2 separate regions of the Homo sapiens genome follow, and region 2 is linked to region 1. A link is a contact called in ENCODE Hi-C or POLR2A ChIA-PET data. All regions are on one chromosome and are shown on one strand. Each heading gives the region's core, a stretch centred on a gene start or an enhancer-like site at or near the end of the contact. The rest is flanking DNA. Distances are from core to core; before and after follow the strand shown.

Evidence for each region. Hi-C counts contacts between places; a loop is a spot of excess contacts on that map. ChIA-PET counts read pairs that join two places held with the same protein, here RNA polymerase II (POLR2A). Pooled maps may share reads with other maps.
Region 2: a pooled map shows a loop between it and region 1 (5-fold over the local background). The contact joins two enhancer-like sites. A Hi-C loop is called at or near these places in 5 of 37 single-sample maps with no recorded cell type and 8 of 50 pooled maps. POLR2A ChIA-PET finds 5 or more read pairs at or near these places in 3 of 52 experiments (CD4-positive, alpha-beta T cell, activated CD4-positive, alpha-beta T cell and activated naive CD4-positive, alpha-beta T cell).

The regions. Positions count from the first base shown.
Region 1 is chr11:73,028,712-73,036,357 of GRCh38, forward strand. All of the region lies in intron 3 of FCHSD2 (FCH and double SH3 domains 2), which reads right to left. Among named protein-coding and RNA genes, the nearest start is that of FCHSD2, 110 kb to the right of the region's middle. Within about 2 kb of position 5,785, at least 3 of the 41 ENCODE cell types and tissues checked have a DNase peak (open chromatin) inside an H3K27ac peak, as active enhancers do.
Region 2 is chr11:73,175,649-73,183,322 of GRCh38, forward strand. It overlaps IUR1 (imatinib upregulated ABL suppressing lncRNA 1), which reads right to left and starts at 7,255. Exons shown (of 4, transcript XR_950294.3): 1 at 7,142-7,255. RefSeq lists an enhancer at 2,403-2,452. Within about 2 kb of position 1,948, at least 24 of the 41 ENCODE cell types and tissues checked have a DNase peak (open chromatin) inside an H3K27ac peak, as active enhancers do.

The DNA.
Region 1 (7,646 bases), core at 4,535-7,034:
CCCATGTGTCAGGGGAAAAACCTGGTGGGAGGAGATTGGATCATGAGGGCAGATTTTCCTCATGCTGGTCTCATGATAGTGAGTTCTCATGAGAGCTGATGGTTTAAAAGTTTAGCACTTCCCCTTTCGTTCTCTCCGTCTCTCCTGCCACCATGTAAGAGATGCCTTGCTTCCCCTTTGCCTTCTGCCATAAGTTTCCTGAAGGCTCCCAAGCCACGTGAAACTGTGAGTCCATGAAACCTCTTTTCTTTATAAATTACCCAGTCTCAGGTAGTTCTTCATAGCAGTGTGAAAACGGACTAACACAGGAAGCATGACATACAGCAATGAAAGTAGAAAGTTAGTCAAGAGACAAACTATGAAGACCAGAAAGGGCACCATAAATATAATGGTGTAGTACACTAAAAACGATAAAATGCCATTGAAAACCTTTTAAATAAGGAGATAAAAATCAATTTGCATTTTTAAAAGGTCATTTTCACAGCTATGTAGGAAACAACTTTGGGGGAAAACAAAAGATACGGAAACCACTTACAAGACTATTGTAGGAGCAAATTCTGAGAATAAGGCAGAGCAGAAAGGACCAGGAATCTTGTCTCCCAACCTAGACAACAATCACACTGCGGCAAGATCGGTTTGATGCAATTATTTTAGAATTCTAGAAGCCACTGTGGACTTGCAACTCCCAGAGAAAGATTTGGAGAGTAAATTACAGTTAATTTAGGTCAATTTCAGCTCTTAGCTCAGCTGTGGCTACCCATCTTTATCCCTGGCCCATTGGCAGGCAGCCATGCATATGTTCCTGGAACAACTCCTATGCTCCTTATGGGAGCCAGGATGGGCAAATGGGACCCTATCTTGTGCTATGATCACTGACTGCTGCTTATGATTGTGGAGGTGCAGACACAGAGGTAGGAAGTCATTGCAGCACCCTTTCCCTATTGCTACAAGCCCTTCCCCCTTAGGCTGAAGTGACTTCCGGGGAACTTAAAGGGACAGCGTCCTTTTTCCCTGTCTTCATTTTCCCACCTTTTGAGAACCACACATTGAAAATTAGGACATTGAAGGGCAATTGCATATTTGAGAGAAATTAGTAAGTCACCACAATATACAGAGAAAGGCACAGGCTCAGAAAATTCCTGAGAAGACCTTAAGTTTACATCTCAGGCTGATCCTCAGCATGGAGACTACTTATGTTAATCAAAAACAAAAGAAAAACAAAAACAAAAACAAACTAGCAAAACCTCAGAAAGAGGGAGAATCTGATGTCCAGAGTCACCACCTTATTAGATTCAAATGGCCAGTTTTTAACAACAACAACAACAACAACAAAAATCACAAAGCATACAAAGAAATAGGTAAGAAATACCCAAGGGAATGCCATTAGTTTGAAAATATTTTTGCCTACAGTTATAAAACTGCTACATGATAGCAGTACCCCCACAACCCCACATAACCCACAACTGATTGCTTAGTTCCTATGTATATGTATGCGTGTGTGGGTAATCACAGTATCTTGTCCAAAAGTCAAGACACTTATCGGAAGATGTGCACTTCTGCTAGGTACTAGCATAGATTCTAGAAGTATGTATAAGAGAAAGTTCCTGTCTTGTTCTTCAAGAGATGATGCAATAGAGAGATTATACTAAATAAAAAAAACAAAAGGAGATATTTTCACAACTGAATATACAAAACTCAATTTACCATACATAAATGTATCCAAGTGAGTATATAGTTTTTACGCCAACCAGGAAAGGCAATAGGGATGGATTGTATATGTCTCCAGAGCCCTAAACACAGAGTAACATTCAAGAATACTGTTACGGCTTCCTGGGCATTGTATAAGGTCTCTTACCTGATGACCTTAACTTTGTAAAGATGGTGGTGGTCAATACTTTAATCTATTTAAAAACCTCATTGGAGCTACAAATCAATCCACAAAACCAACAAAGAAAAATATATTAATAGTACTGACATTTAAAAAATACTGTATATATTTAAGACGTACAACATGAAATTTTGCTATACATATTGATAGTGAAATGGTTACCACAGTCAAGCAAATTTAATATATCCATCATTTCACATTGTTATCCCTTTTTGTGTATGTGTGCCTAGAGCACCTAAAGCCTACTCTTTCAGCAAAAAATCCTGAATACAATATTATTAACTATAGTCCTCATGATACACATTATATCTCTATACTTGCGCGTCCTGAATTTCTGCTATTTTTTATCCTTTGACCTAAGAAACTGTAGTATACACATACACATACACACACACATTGACGCACACCTCCAGAAATACTATTCAGCCTTAAAAAAAAGGGAGATCCTGCTATTTGTCACAACATGTATGAATCTGGATGGGTTCATCCAGAATATGTTAAGTGAAATAAGCCAGATAGAAAGAAGACGACTACTATTTGATCTGTTATATATGGAATCTAAAAAAATAAAAAAACTTGAATAAATAGAGAATAAAGGCCGGGCACGGTGGCTCACATCTGTAATTCTAGCACTTTAGGAGGCTGAGGCAGGTGGATTGCTAGAGCCAAGTTTGAGACCAGCCTGGGCAACATAACGAAACCCTGTCTCTATCAAAAATTATAAAAATTAGCCTGGTGTGGTGGTGTGTGCCTGTAGTCCCAGCTACTCGGGAGGCTGAGGTGGGAGGATCACTTGAGGGCGGGAGGTGGAGGCTGCATTGAGTTGTGACTACTGCACTCCAGCCTGGGTGACAGAACAAGACCCTGTCTCCGAAAAAAAAAGAGAGACAGAGAGAGAATAAAGCAGTGGTTACCAGGAACGGGGAGGGAGACAGTAATGCCAACATTTGTACTGGGTGTTACACTTACAAAGTATTTGTATATGCATTATGTTGTTCGATCTTCACTTAAACTGAATGTAGTAAGTATCCTATTAGAATCTGACCAACAAAGGACCATATTAACCAACACTGCTTATACCCAGGAATCCAACCCAAGCCTTCTGACTCCAAGGCCAGTCCACACTCCCGTTATTCTATTTCTCACCATTGATATGAACTGATACATTACAGGTAACCAACACAAATCAGGTAAGAGCTGGCACAGCAGCCTTTTCGCCTGGAAAAGGCATATGCATTGCTTAACAAGTTTTATTAAGTGCTTTCTATAGGGAAGGCACTGTATTAGATGCTGGGGGAATAGCAATAAACATTATGGGTATTATCAATGTTCTTCTGGTATGTATATTCTGCCAGGGATTAATTTAAAAAATTAATATCCACCAAGAGGAACTATTAACTAAATTATGGTCATCAGTATGCTGCAATGTTACACAATTATTAAAGAGAATGTGCTATATAGTCTCAAATATTTAATAAAAATATATAAGCTGCAGAAAAATGAATAGCACGGTCCTATTTTAATTTAAAAAACATGTAAGCATATATACTCTAGAATACATATGAACTTGGAAATGAGGTTCAAAAGTAAGAGCTTTTAGTTTTTATTCTTTATACCACTGGATTGTTCAATGTTTTTTTATTTTAAGAGATGGGGTCTCACTCTGTTGCCCGGGCTGGAGTACAACAGCACAATCATTGTTCACTGCAGCCTCAAATACCTGGGCTTAAGCGATCTTCCCACCTCGGCTTCCCAAGAAACTAATATTACAGGTGTGCATTGCCTGGTTAATTTTTTTAATTTTTTTATAGAGACAGGGTCTCACTTTATTGCCAAGGTTGGTCTCAAACTCCTGGCCTTAAGTGATTCTCCCGACTTGGCATCCCAAGGTGCTAGGATTACAGGTGTGAGCCACCATGCTTGGCCTATTTCTATCACTTAATTGCTCAGTATTTTTAAAGCAAATGTTTATTACCTTCCTAACTGAAAAAAAAAAAGCACAACAAAGAGGAAAAACTCAAGAAGTCACCATTTGGTGTAGGTATTACAACAGGAAAGTATATGGGAACATAAAGCAGAGAGATCGAGTCAGGGAAGGCTTCCCCAAAGGAAATGAAAATTGACATCTAAAAAAAAAGAGCCTGTAACGAGAGGTGGGGTGCAAGTGGGAACATAGCCCCTTCAAGAAACTTCATACAAGCTGGCATGGAGCTTGTAAAAGGGAGAATGGCTTAAAGGTGAGACTGAATAAGTAAGGGCTATATCACACAAGGATTTATGTTTGGACTACCTTAAGACAACAGGAAATCAAGCTTGCGAGCAGTGCAGTGCCATTATCAGACTAAAATGTGATTTAAAAATCATTCTAGCTGCAGTGTGGGAAACATGGATTAAGAGTACTTAGATTGGCCGGGTGCGGTGGCTCACACCTGTAATCCCAGCACTTTGGGGGGCTGAGGCATGCGGATCATGAGGTCAGGAGATCGAGACCATCCTGGCTAACATGGTGAAACCCCGTCTCTACTAAAAATATAAAAAATTAGCTGGGCATGGTGGCGGGCACCTGTAGTTCCAGCTACTCGGGAGGCTGAGGCAGGAGAATGGCATAAACCCGGGAGGCGGAGGTTGCAGTGAGCTGAGATCGCGCCACTGCACTCCAGCCTGGGCAACAGAGCGAGATTCCGACTCAAAAAAAAAAAAAAAGTAGTTAGACTACAGTCAGGGAGACCCATAGGAGGCTACCACTCTAGTCCTGTCCAAAGATGATATGCACAGTATGGAGGCAAAGAGATGTAAATGGGACAAGTTTTAGTGCAAAGAATTTTAGAATTATGAACAGAAGAGACAGAAACAGGTAATCTCTAAGGTCTCCGCTTATAAACATACTCTGACCCCTCACATTTTAGATCTACTAGATGTAGCACAGAAATGGAGGAATTATAGGGCGCTACACAAGACATCTTCCACAAGAATATTCCTCTAACATTAAAAGATATGAAGCAACTACAAGCATATCCACACTCCCAAACCAGGATAAAACTATGTTAATTAAATACTCAAACTATGGAATTCTATACAAATTTATATAATTTATGGTTATTGGCAATAGTAAAAAGACCAGGACTTTGAAGTCAACACTTGAGTTTGAGTACTGTACTGCCTTTGCTGTGAATTAGTTATGAGTATTCTTGGATAAGACACCAAGCTAACTAGGTTAAGTAGGTTTTTTCCCACATCCCAGTTAACAACTAGTATACTGTATTTACCTATTTGATGACGTGACTTGAAGTTGAAACATGATGGTAAACAACGCTTATGACACAGAAACATTCAATAATGTTGTTTTAAAGAAATTTTATTTATCATGTTATTACGAATAGAAATCATGAAAATATAATAGACAATTTTAATACCGATAGCAAATATATCATCTTTTTTTAAGAGTTGCTTTTTTCTTTCTAAAGTTTTTCTTTTTTAAAAAATTATTTTTATTATACTTTAAGTTCTGGGATACATGTGCAGAATGTGGAGGTTTGTTACATATGTATACATGTGCCGTGGTGGTTTGCTGCACCCATCCACCCATCATCTAGGTTTTAAGCCCTACATGCATTAGGTATTTGTCCTAATGCTCTCCCTCCCCTTTAAGGTTTTTCTTTAAATATATTTACAGATACGTTAAAGTGGAATTTTTTAAAAGCCTTTTAAGACCAAGTGCTCACACCTACTTCAAAACATGAAGCTAGAAATTCTCATGTAGCCTGTCTGATTTGACTTTGGTAGCACACAAACATGCAAAAACGTTCCTCTTCCTGAAAGAAGCAATTTCCAGCTGTCTAACCTAAAACACAAATGATTACACACCAGAAACTGTTACTAATGTTAAAATTCGGTACCAGAGGCTGAGCCTGTACCAAGGAAATAGAGATCAAAGTTTCCACTCTTGTGAAAACATCTCAAGTTAGGAACCACATCAATAAAACACAATACTCAGAACTCAGCAAATTTATACTCATAGTAAAGAAAAAGTCAGTCAAAGTAAGCTTTAACTCTTGATACTACATCGCCTACATTGTTGAAGTTTCCCAATTTTTTTCAACTTCAATAAACTTATTTGCACAAAATGACCTGCAAATTTTAAAGTAAAAGTAAATAGAGCATTGCAATTTACTTATTAAGGATCAGGTGAATTTTGACCAGAACTTCGAAGCAGCAAAAGAAAATAAATTATAGAAGGACTAAAAGTCAAAAGAACCAAGACTGTCAATCTGTCTGTCAACAACACAACTGAAAATCCTCTGGGTGCAAAGTAGTACCTTTAAAAAGGTCACTCCACAGGCAGCTAAAGTACTATAGGATAAATGTCACCTGCTGAGTCAGACTCTAGAGGTGGGGCTGAGACACTGATAGTTTAACAAACTTCACAGGTGATTCTGATATGCAGCCACTATTGGGAACAACTAGTATACTGGTTAAGAGCACAGACACACATTCTCAGGTTTAACTCCTGGACCTTGACAAGTTATTTAACTTGTTTTTAGTTTTTATTTTTATGTATGTATGTATGTATGTATGTATGTATGTATGTATGTATGTATGTATGTACGTACTAAGACAAGGTCTCGCTCTGTCACCCAGGTTGGAGCGCAGTGGCGCGATCTTGGCTCACTTGCAACCTCCACACCCACCAGGCTCAAGAGAGTAGCTGGCACTACAGGCACGCACCACTACTCCTGGCTTGTATTTTTTGTAGAGACGGGGGTCTCATCATGTTGCCCGGCTGTTCTCGAACTCCTAAGCTCAAGCAATCCACCCACCTTTGGCCTCCCGAAGTGCTGGGATTACAGGCATGAGCCACTGCGCCTGGCCATTAACTTGTTTTTATCTTGGATGTCCTCATCTCAGAAATAAAGATAGTTATAGTACCTACTTCATTGTTGCTAAGCAAATGAGTCAGTGTTTATAAAGCACTTGGCCCAATGTATGGCATACATTAAGTGCTTAATACCTTCATCTATTCAATAAGTACTTACTGAGAATTTTCTACAATATGCCAAATGCTATTTTAAGTACTGAACAGTACTGAAATGTTCAGTTTTTATTTATTTATTTATTTATTTATTTATTTATTTATTTATTTGAGATGGAGTCTCGCTCTGTCACCAGGCTGGAGTACAGTGGCGCGATCTTGGCTCACTGCAACCTCTGCCTCCCAGATTCAAGCAATTCTCCTGCCTCAGCCTCCCGAGTAGCTGAGACTACAGGCGTGCACCACCACACCCAGCTAATTTTTGTATTTTTAATAGAGACAGGGTTTCACCATGTTGGCCAAGATGGTCTCAATCTCTTGACCTTGTGATCCGCCTACCTCAGCCTCCCAAAGTGCTGGGATTACAAGCGTGAGCCACCACTCCTCGCCCAGTTTTTATTAATGTTGTTAAAACAAGAATGATCAAATATTTAAGCAAACTTCTTACTTTTAGTTGAAAAAACTAAAGGCTAAGAGTAGACTGGCTTGGACAGGGCTCAAAGTGAACCAGTAGTAAAACTGGGATTAGAACATGGGTCATTTGACTTCCAAGCTTCCCAGTGGAGTTGACCTGTGGGCAGGTTTTAAAGGAAGAAAAATATACAATTAGAAACATTAAAGTATTGGAGCCAACATAATAATTTTGAAATGTGTGAAGGGTAAGAAACAACCAAAGAAGTATAGGAAATAAAAGACAAAAAAAAAAAACCCAAGCTTCATAATCACTAT
Region 2 (7,674 bases), core at 698-3,197, 140 kb after region 1:
CCAGGTCTGCCCACTTCTACAGCCTGCACTCTTGTTCTTACCCAGGCTGGGTTGGGTTTAGGACCCAGGGCTGACAATGCAAGGACATGGTAGGGAGGAGGAAACCAGGAGTAAATTCCAGGCACTGCCCTTGCTCCCAATCTCCCAGTTGTCCCAGTGACAAAAATAAACCGAAGTGACCTTGGACAGCGGAGCCCTGCCTCCCACTGAAAGTTTCTTTTTTTCTCTTTCTCTCTTTCTTTCTTTCTTTTTTTCTCTCTCTCTCTTTCTTCCTTTTTTAAGTCTATTGATCCACACTCAGCAATAAAGCCACACAAAATAAACAGCTGATGGACAAAAAGCATGGCTCCTGGCTTGCTGAGTTTCTCACCTCCAAGTGGTTTCAGGCCTCAGAACCTCAGATTCTCAGATCAATTTAGAAATTTGTAGACTCTCACAGCCCTAACATGAGGGGTGTCCCAGGCTGCTGGTCAGCCCCACCAGTGGAGGAATCCACGACTTCCCAACTGGCTCTTCTGTGGACCTTTGTTCCCCTTTCTTAGGCATGGCTTCAGAGCTGTAGGCCCTGCCCAGGTGGTGTCAGACCCAGAGCAGAGAAGAAGCAGAGCCACTCTCCTCTCAGTTGAATAGGGCAATCTCAAGGCCATGGGGCAGCTCCCTTTGTGCCTCAAGGGAGACTATGGGGATGTCACGAGAGGCTGGTCTTAGCTCAGTGTGCAAAAGGCAGTCTCAGAGCTGAAGGGGCTGCTTCTGGAGACAGGCATGAGGGTGTGAGAGCAGGCTTGGATGAGTCCAGAGGCTTTCTGCCTCTGCTAATGCAGCCAGACATCAAATCTACCTTTGTGCTGGCCACGTCCCACTGCATTCCTTTCATCTAAGACCTCAACCTTTTTTTTTTTGTTCCATCCAAGTGCAAAGTCTTGCATTTCTCTTTTAAATTCCATCTTGTAAATATTAGCTCTTCATCCTAGTACAGTGGCTTTACATGGTGCGGTAGAGTTTATGTGCAGAGCCTTCATGTGCATCATCTCCTTCCATGCTTAGGACAGTTTGCTGGACCTCACAGAGGTGATTGATGCAGCATCCCCCCGGGAGCCGGGTGAAATCACAGACTCCAGCAGCAGCTTCTGAGATGACTGTGAGCATTAGGCCAGCAGGACCCCATTCCCTGAGGAGCAATGAATACAAGCCCATGGAGCCAGAGAAGGGGAAACTGGTGCAGCCCACATGGTGTCTGGAAGGGCTTCCCAAGGGCTGCTTCAGAGGCAGCACAGAGCCTCAGGCAGGACTACAGGAGGAGCAGGAAGAGGGGAGGATGAGTCAAGTCTACCTGGATTGGTTTGGGTGGAGTCCTTCCTGAGGCAGGGTGGTGTGGGGGATGGTTGTGTAGATATTTTTGAAGCCCCCCCGCCCCAGTGTCTGTGTCCCCTTAAACAAGTATTACAATCTTCCTTCCCTCCCATGAGCAGAAGAGGAAACTAAGGCTCTGCCAGGACTAGAGCCCAGGTGTCCCAGATGGATCACCTAGCCAGGGATCTTCAGCAAACCAGGCTGGTCCAACTGTCTGTCCCGAGCTCCCTGAGTTGGCTTGAGGAGAAGACTTGCTCCCTGCCCTCTTGGAACTCCTTTCTGGTTGGAGAGCTGGGTGTTGAGTTTTGTGTAAGGTTATTTAGGCAACAGTATTCCAGAAAGGCTGATGCTGGAGATTCAGACACTGGCACCAAGCCTGTGAGCATCACTCTGGAGCTGGACCATGAGCCCATCCTATGCTCCTGCCTCTAGACCTAGGTTGGGTTGTTCAGGAGCTGGGTCTGGAAGCAGATCAGAAAGCAGGGTCCACCCCAGCCCAGGGGCTGGGCCTGTGGGTGTGTCCAAGCTAAACCTCTACACAAGGATCCATTGTGGTTGCTCAGCCTGGCCCTGGGCTCTGCCAGCCCTTCCGGCTCCCGGAAAATGTTTCCCGTCTGGCAGCTCCCAGAGCAGCCTGTCCTTGGCCAAGATGCTGACTGGCCCCACACACAGGCCTCTCCTACCCAGTGAGGATCCTGGAGTCCTGGCAGCTCAGAGCTCTTGGGTCCAGCCCCCATTTAACAGTCAGGATCCCTTAGGCTCAGGGAAGTAGGCACAGGCCACAGCAGCACACGAGAACCAGAATCAGGACCAGAACCCGGCACTCTGGCCATTTTCTCAGCTCTCGCTACCAACATGAGGCAGAAGGATGCAGACTCGGAGAAGGGAAGGGGCTGTCCCATTACACAGTCCTTTGTGGCAGAGTCTGGAGGAAATGACTGGTGCTTAGCTGGCCGCTTGCCCACCTGGACCCCTCTCATCTGGGTTCTCTAGGTTCAGCTGTGTGGCCTCGTGAAGGTTGCTATTCCTGTCTGCATTTGGGGACTGAAGACTCCCCACTCTCAATCCATCCCTGACATCCTAAGCTTTAAAATCAGGCATAAGCGCACTGGATGGGGTGAGGAGAAGCAGCTCTGGAATTTGGGGCTTTGACAACTCCGCCCCATCTGTGTGTGCCAAGCTGTACCAGAGCCAGAGGCTTAGGGCCTGGGGCTCCCCAACCCTTACTTGGGCTGACAGTGCCACCTGGTGCCCAGTCGGTGTGACATGAGTCCCGCTAGAGATGCAACCACAAACCTTCGCTCTCTGTGGGACCTCTGAGCCACCCCATGCTAGGCGCTGGGGACATAGAAGAAATTGTGACCCCAGATGTGAGGGGAGAAGACCCACAGAGAGTGACCACTCAGGATGTGGAGGCTGTGACAGCAGAAAGCCCGGGGCCGAGGAGGGTCGCTGAGTACCACAGGGTCAAGAAAAAGAGGCATTGCCATCAATGTAACTCTCACTGTCTTCTAGGCCAGGTCCTATGCAGGCCTGGGGACCCTCAAGGAATCAATTGTAATCTAATAGAAAAAAGTAGGGTGGGGAAGGGAGCTCAGAGCCAGGGACTTGGAACTGGGTCTTGAAGAATGATAGTAATTCATCTTGTGAGCCGTGGGCATTCCAGGCTCAGGGAACAGACTATGCGAAGGCATGGAAGAGTGAGCTTGTGTGTATAAGCTTGAGGGTGACAGGTGTGGAGAGGAGGGGGACAGCAGAAGAAGTGCCAGAATACGAGGTCTGAAAAGTCACAACCCTGGGTACCTGTGGCCGACACAGCTTGTCTGAATTTCCTTGCCCCATACCTACCTCCTTTCTTGACCTTCAATGTCTGGGCAGGTACAGAGCCCCTGCCTCAAACTCCAACCCCATTCCCTCTGGGTCTGGTTACCTAGAGGAGGTCCTGATTCCTGAAAGCCTCCCCTCTTCCCCCAGGGCAGGAGCTAGGTCGGGCTGCCCACAGGCTGATCTGAGGGGACACAAACCTATGACTTCCCTGGCCTCCAAGAAGCCCAGGCCCAGCCCTTAGATTGGAGAAGGATCTTTAAGCAGTTATTTAACTCTAGACTCAGGTTCCTCAACTGATGGGGATAATAATGGTACCTGACTCATGGGATGTGGTGAGGATTAAATGAGAAAATGCATAGAAAGCCACTTATTTGCACCTTGCTGGCATGGGTTGAGGCCAGGTAAAGGGGCTCCTCCCCATTGCCAATCCCCCTGGCATATTTCCTTCTAGGGGGAAGCTTGAGGGCTCCAGATTTTGGCCCCACCTGGGCTGCCTACCCCCCAACTTCAGGCTTCTTTCTACATTTCCTGAACCCAGAGAAGCTCTGTTGTATACCCAGCAGGTGATTGCTTTTTCATGTTTCCCTCTGATTGTTTTTTTTTTGAGACAGGACCTCACCCAGTCACCCAGACTGAAGTGCAGTGGCATGATCTCGGCTCACCGCAATCTCCACCTCCCGGGCTCAAGCAATTCTCCTTCCTCAGCCTCCCAGGTAGCTGGGATTACAGGCACATGCCACCATGCCCAGCTAGTTTTTGTATTTTTGGTAGAGACGGTGTTTCACCATGTTGGCCAGGCTGGTCTCAAACTCCTGACCTCAAATGATCCACCTGCCTCAGCCTCTCAAATGCTGGGATTACAGGCGTGAGCCACTGTGCCCAGCCTCCCTCTGATTTTTTAAAAAATAAAATGTTCAAATACAAAGGAAAAAAGTATACAATAAGCAAATGAGCACCCATACGTTCTTCTAGACTCAACGATTAATGTTTTGCCTTATTTCATTCATTGCTTTGTCATTTTTTAAAATTTGAACTAGGGCCAGGTGCGGTGGTGGCTCATCCCTGTAATCCCAGCACTTTGGGAGGCTGAGACAGGCAGATTGCTTGAGCCCAGGTGTTCAAGACCAGCCTGGGCAACGTGGCAAATCTCTGTCTCTACTAAAAATACAAAAATTAGCTGCGCATGATGGTCCCAGCTACGCAGGAGGCTGAGGCAGGAGGATCACCTGAGCCTGGGAGGTCAAGGCTGCAGTGAACTGAGATCACGCCACTGCACTACAGCCAGAGTGACAGAGTGAGACACTGTCTCAAAAAAAAAAAAAATTGAACCCATTTGAAAGCAGTCACAGGTACCATGACACTGAATGACCCCCAACACCTTGGTGTGCAGCTCCAAAGATTTTTCATACATAACCACAATCATAATAGTAAGAAAAGCAATAATTCCATACTATCATCTAATATCCAGCCCATATTCCTATATCTCCCAACTTTCCCAAAATGGATTTTACAGCTATTTTGGGGAGTTTGGGGGAGTATGGAGGAGGAATTCAAGATCCAGTCAATGTTCTTTCATTGCATTTGGTTCTTGGTATCCTTGTTCTTTTTATTCTATTTATTTATTTATTTATTTTGAGACAGGGTTCTGCTCTGTCAGGCTGGAGGGCAGTGGCATGGTCACCACTCACTGCAGCCTTGACCTCCTGGGCTCAAGTGATCCATCTGCCTCGACCTTCCTAAGTGCTGGGATTACAGGTGTGAGCCACAGCCCCCAGCCTATAACCATGCTTTATATATTTTAGATACAAATTCCTTATCCAATACATAATATGCAAATATTTTCCCCCATTCTTGTTGTTGATTGTGCTTTTGGTGTTCTAAGAATACATTGCCAGGCCAGGTGTGGTAGCTCATGCCTATAATCCCAGCAATTTGGGAGGCCAAGGCGGGTGGATAACTTGAGATCAGGAGTTCGAGACCAGCCTGGCCAAAATGGTGAAACCCTGTCTCTGCTAAAAATACAAAAATTAGCTGGGTGTGGTGGTGCATGCCTGTAGTCCCAGCTACTTGGGAGGCTGAGACATGAGAATTGCTTGAACCTGTGAGGCGGAGGTTGCAGTGAACCGAGATTGCACCACTGCACTCCAGCCTGGGCAACAGGGCAAGACTCTGTCTCAAAGAAAAAATAATAATAATACATTGCCAAATCCAAGGTCATGAAGACTTATCCCTATGTTTTCTCCTAAGAGTTTTATAGTTTTGGCTTTTACATTTAGGTCTTTGATCCATTTTGAGTTAATTTTTGCATGTGGAATAAAGTAAGATTCCAACTTTGTTCTTTTGCAGGTGGCTAACAAATTTTTCCAGCAACACAGAGCTGAGAGGATTGGGATCTCAGAGAAGAAGGAGCCCTGCATTCTTGGCTTCATCTGCCTGGAGTGGAGTTTCCATCATGCTGAGCTGGAGGTGCACGGGGCCAGGGAATGAGCAAGTCGTAGCTCAAATGTCCCAGACTCTTACTATTCTTATTGAAATTTAGTAGGTTTTCTTGAATAAATGTTTCTTCATCTGCTGTATGCCCTTAGGACAATTCCCAGGAACATACATCTATATTGATATCAATATAAATATAAATAGATAATTATGTATGTATAACTTTAGCAGTTTTACTTGTTCTGCTGGAAAGAAGGTCTGGAAGGTTTGCAGAGCTGCTCATGCCACCATTCCAGAAGTTATCCACCAGTTCATTGCTTTTTGCACAGTAGTATTCCATTGCATGTCTATGCCACAATTTGTTTATCCATTCACCTGTTGATGGACATTTGAGCTGTTTCCTGTTTGAGGCTATTACAAATAAAGCTGCTTTACAAATAAAGCTGCTTTGAACATTTGTGTATAAGTCTTTGGACATATGCTTTGATTTATCTTGAGTAAATATCTAGAAGTGGAGTGGCTGGGTTATATGGTAGGTTTGTGTTTTAATTTTTAAGAAGCTGCTAAGATGTCTTCCAAAGTGATTCCCCCATTATGCACTCCTGCCAGCAGTGTGTGAGAGTTCCAGTTTCTCCAGATTCTCACCAACACCTGGTATGGTCAGTCTTTTTAATGTTAGCCATTCTAATAGATGTGTAGTGGTATCTCATTGTGGTTTTAATTTTCATTTTCCTAATAGGTAATGATGTGTTTGAGCATTTTTTCATGTGCCTATTTACTATCCATACACCTACTTGGTGAAATATCTGTTCAAATCTTTTGCCTCCTTTCTTTTTTCATAATTGGGTGGTTTGTTTTCTTATTATTGAGTTTTGAGAGTTCTTTCTATATTGCAGATACAAATTTTTCTTGGATATGTGTACTGCAATAGTTTCTCCCAGTTAGTAGCATGTCTTTTCATTCTCCTAACGGTTTCTTTCAAAAGGCAAATGTTCTTAATTTTGATGAAGTCCAATTTACAAATATTTTTCCTTTACAGATCATGTTTCTGGTATTATATTTATAAAATCTTTGCCTAACTCGAGGTCACGAAGATTTTGTTTTATTGTTTAGTGTTCTCTCCTTCCAATTTTTGGTTCCCATTGTGTGTATGGTTTTATATCTTGCTTTTTTTCCCAAAAAAACTTTAAAAAATTTAAATCCATGGAAAAATTGAAAGATTAGTATCATGAACAATGGCATACTTTTTGCCTACAAGCATCAATTGTTAATACCTTGCTACATTTGCTATATCTCCCTGGATACCTTTAAGTTGCAGGATTTTGTAACACTGACTTTTTGCAAGGTCTAGGAAACCCATCCTGAAAATGTTCTTTAAAAAACATCAACAGCAGCCTGTGCCATTTTCTGCGATAACAAAGGTCGTACTTGCCCAGTGTAGAGGACTGGGAAAAAACAGAGCAGCAAAAGAAGAAAATAAAACTGTTCCCTCCCCCTATTCCAACCCCATGATACCAGGAAAGCCACTTACCTGAGAGGTGGGTAGGAAGGACACACAGAGCTCAGATACCACCTGAAATTTGGGGTGCAAATCCCTGACTCCCATGGCAGCCCCCTATCCTGGGATCACTTTCTGCAGAAGAGCCCTCTGCTGGGAAGCTGAGGCCAGGATCTCCGCAGCCGACCTTGAGCCTGCTCCACCCTCTCTGGGCTTAGCTGGTAAAGTAGATAACAAGGTGGCTTGGCTTCTGTCCCAGGACACTATTTGTATCTTTACCGTGGTTACTTCTTATTGTGAACAGGCTGGGCACCCCTGTCTCCAGCACCCCACCTCCAAGCAGGCCTATCCCAGCTGCTTTTGCCTGGAATAGCTCCTCCTTTACCAGCCTCCATCCTTCAAAGCCCAGCTCAGGGTTGCTCCCCACCAAACCTCCCTTGACATCACCCCACCATTAGAGTTAGCTTGTCTCTCCCTGTATCCTTGCAGCAAATCACTCATCTGTTGTGGGAGAGGCCTGTGCTGGAACTGCTGTACACTCCTATCTCACTCAAGCCTCATAACAA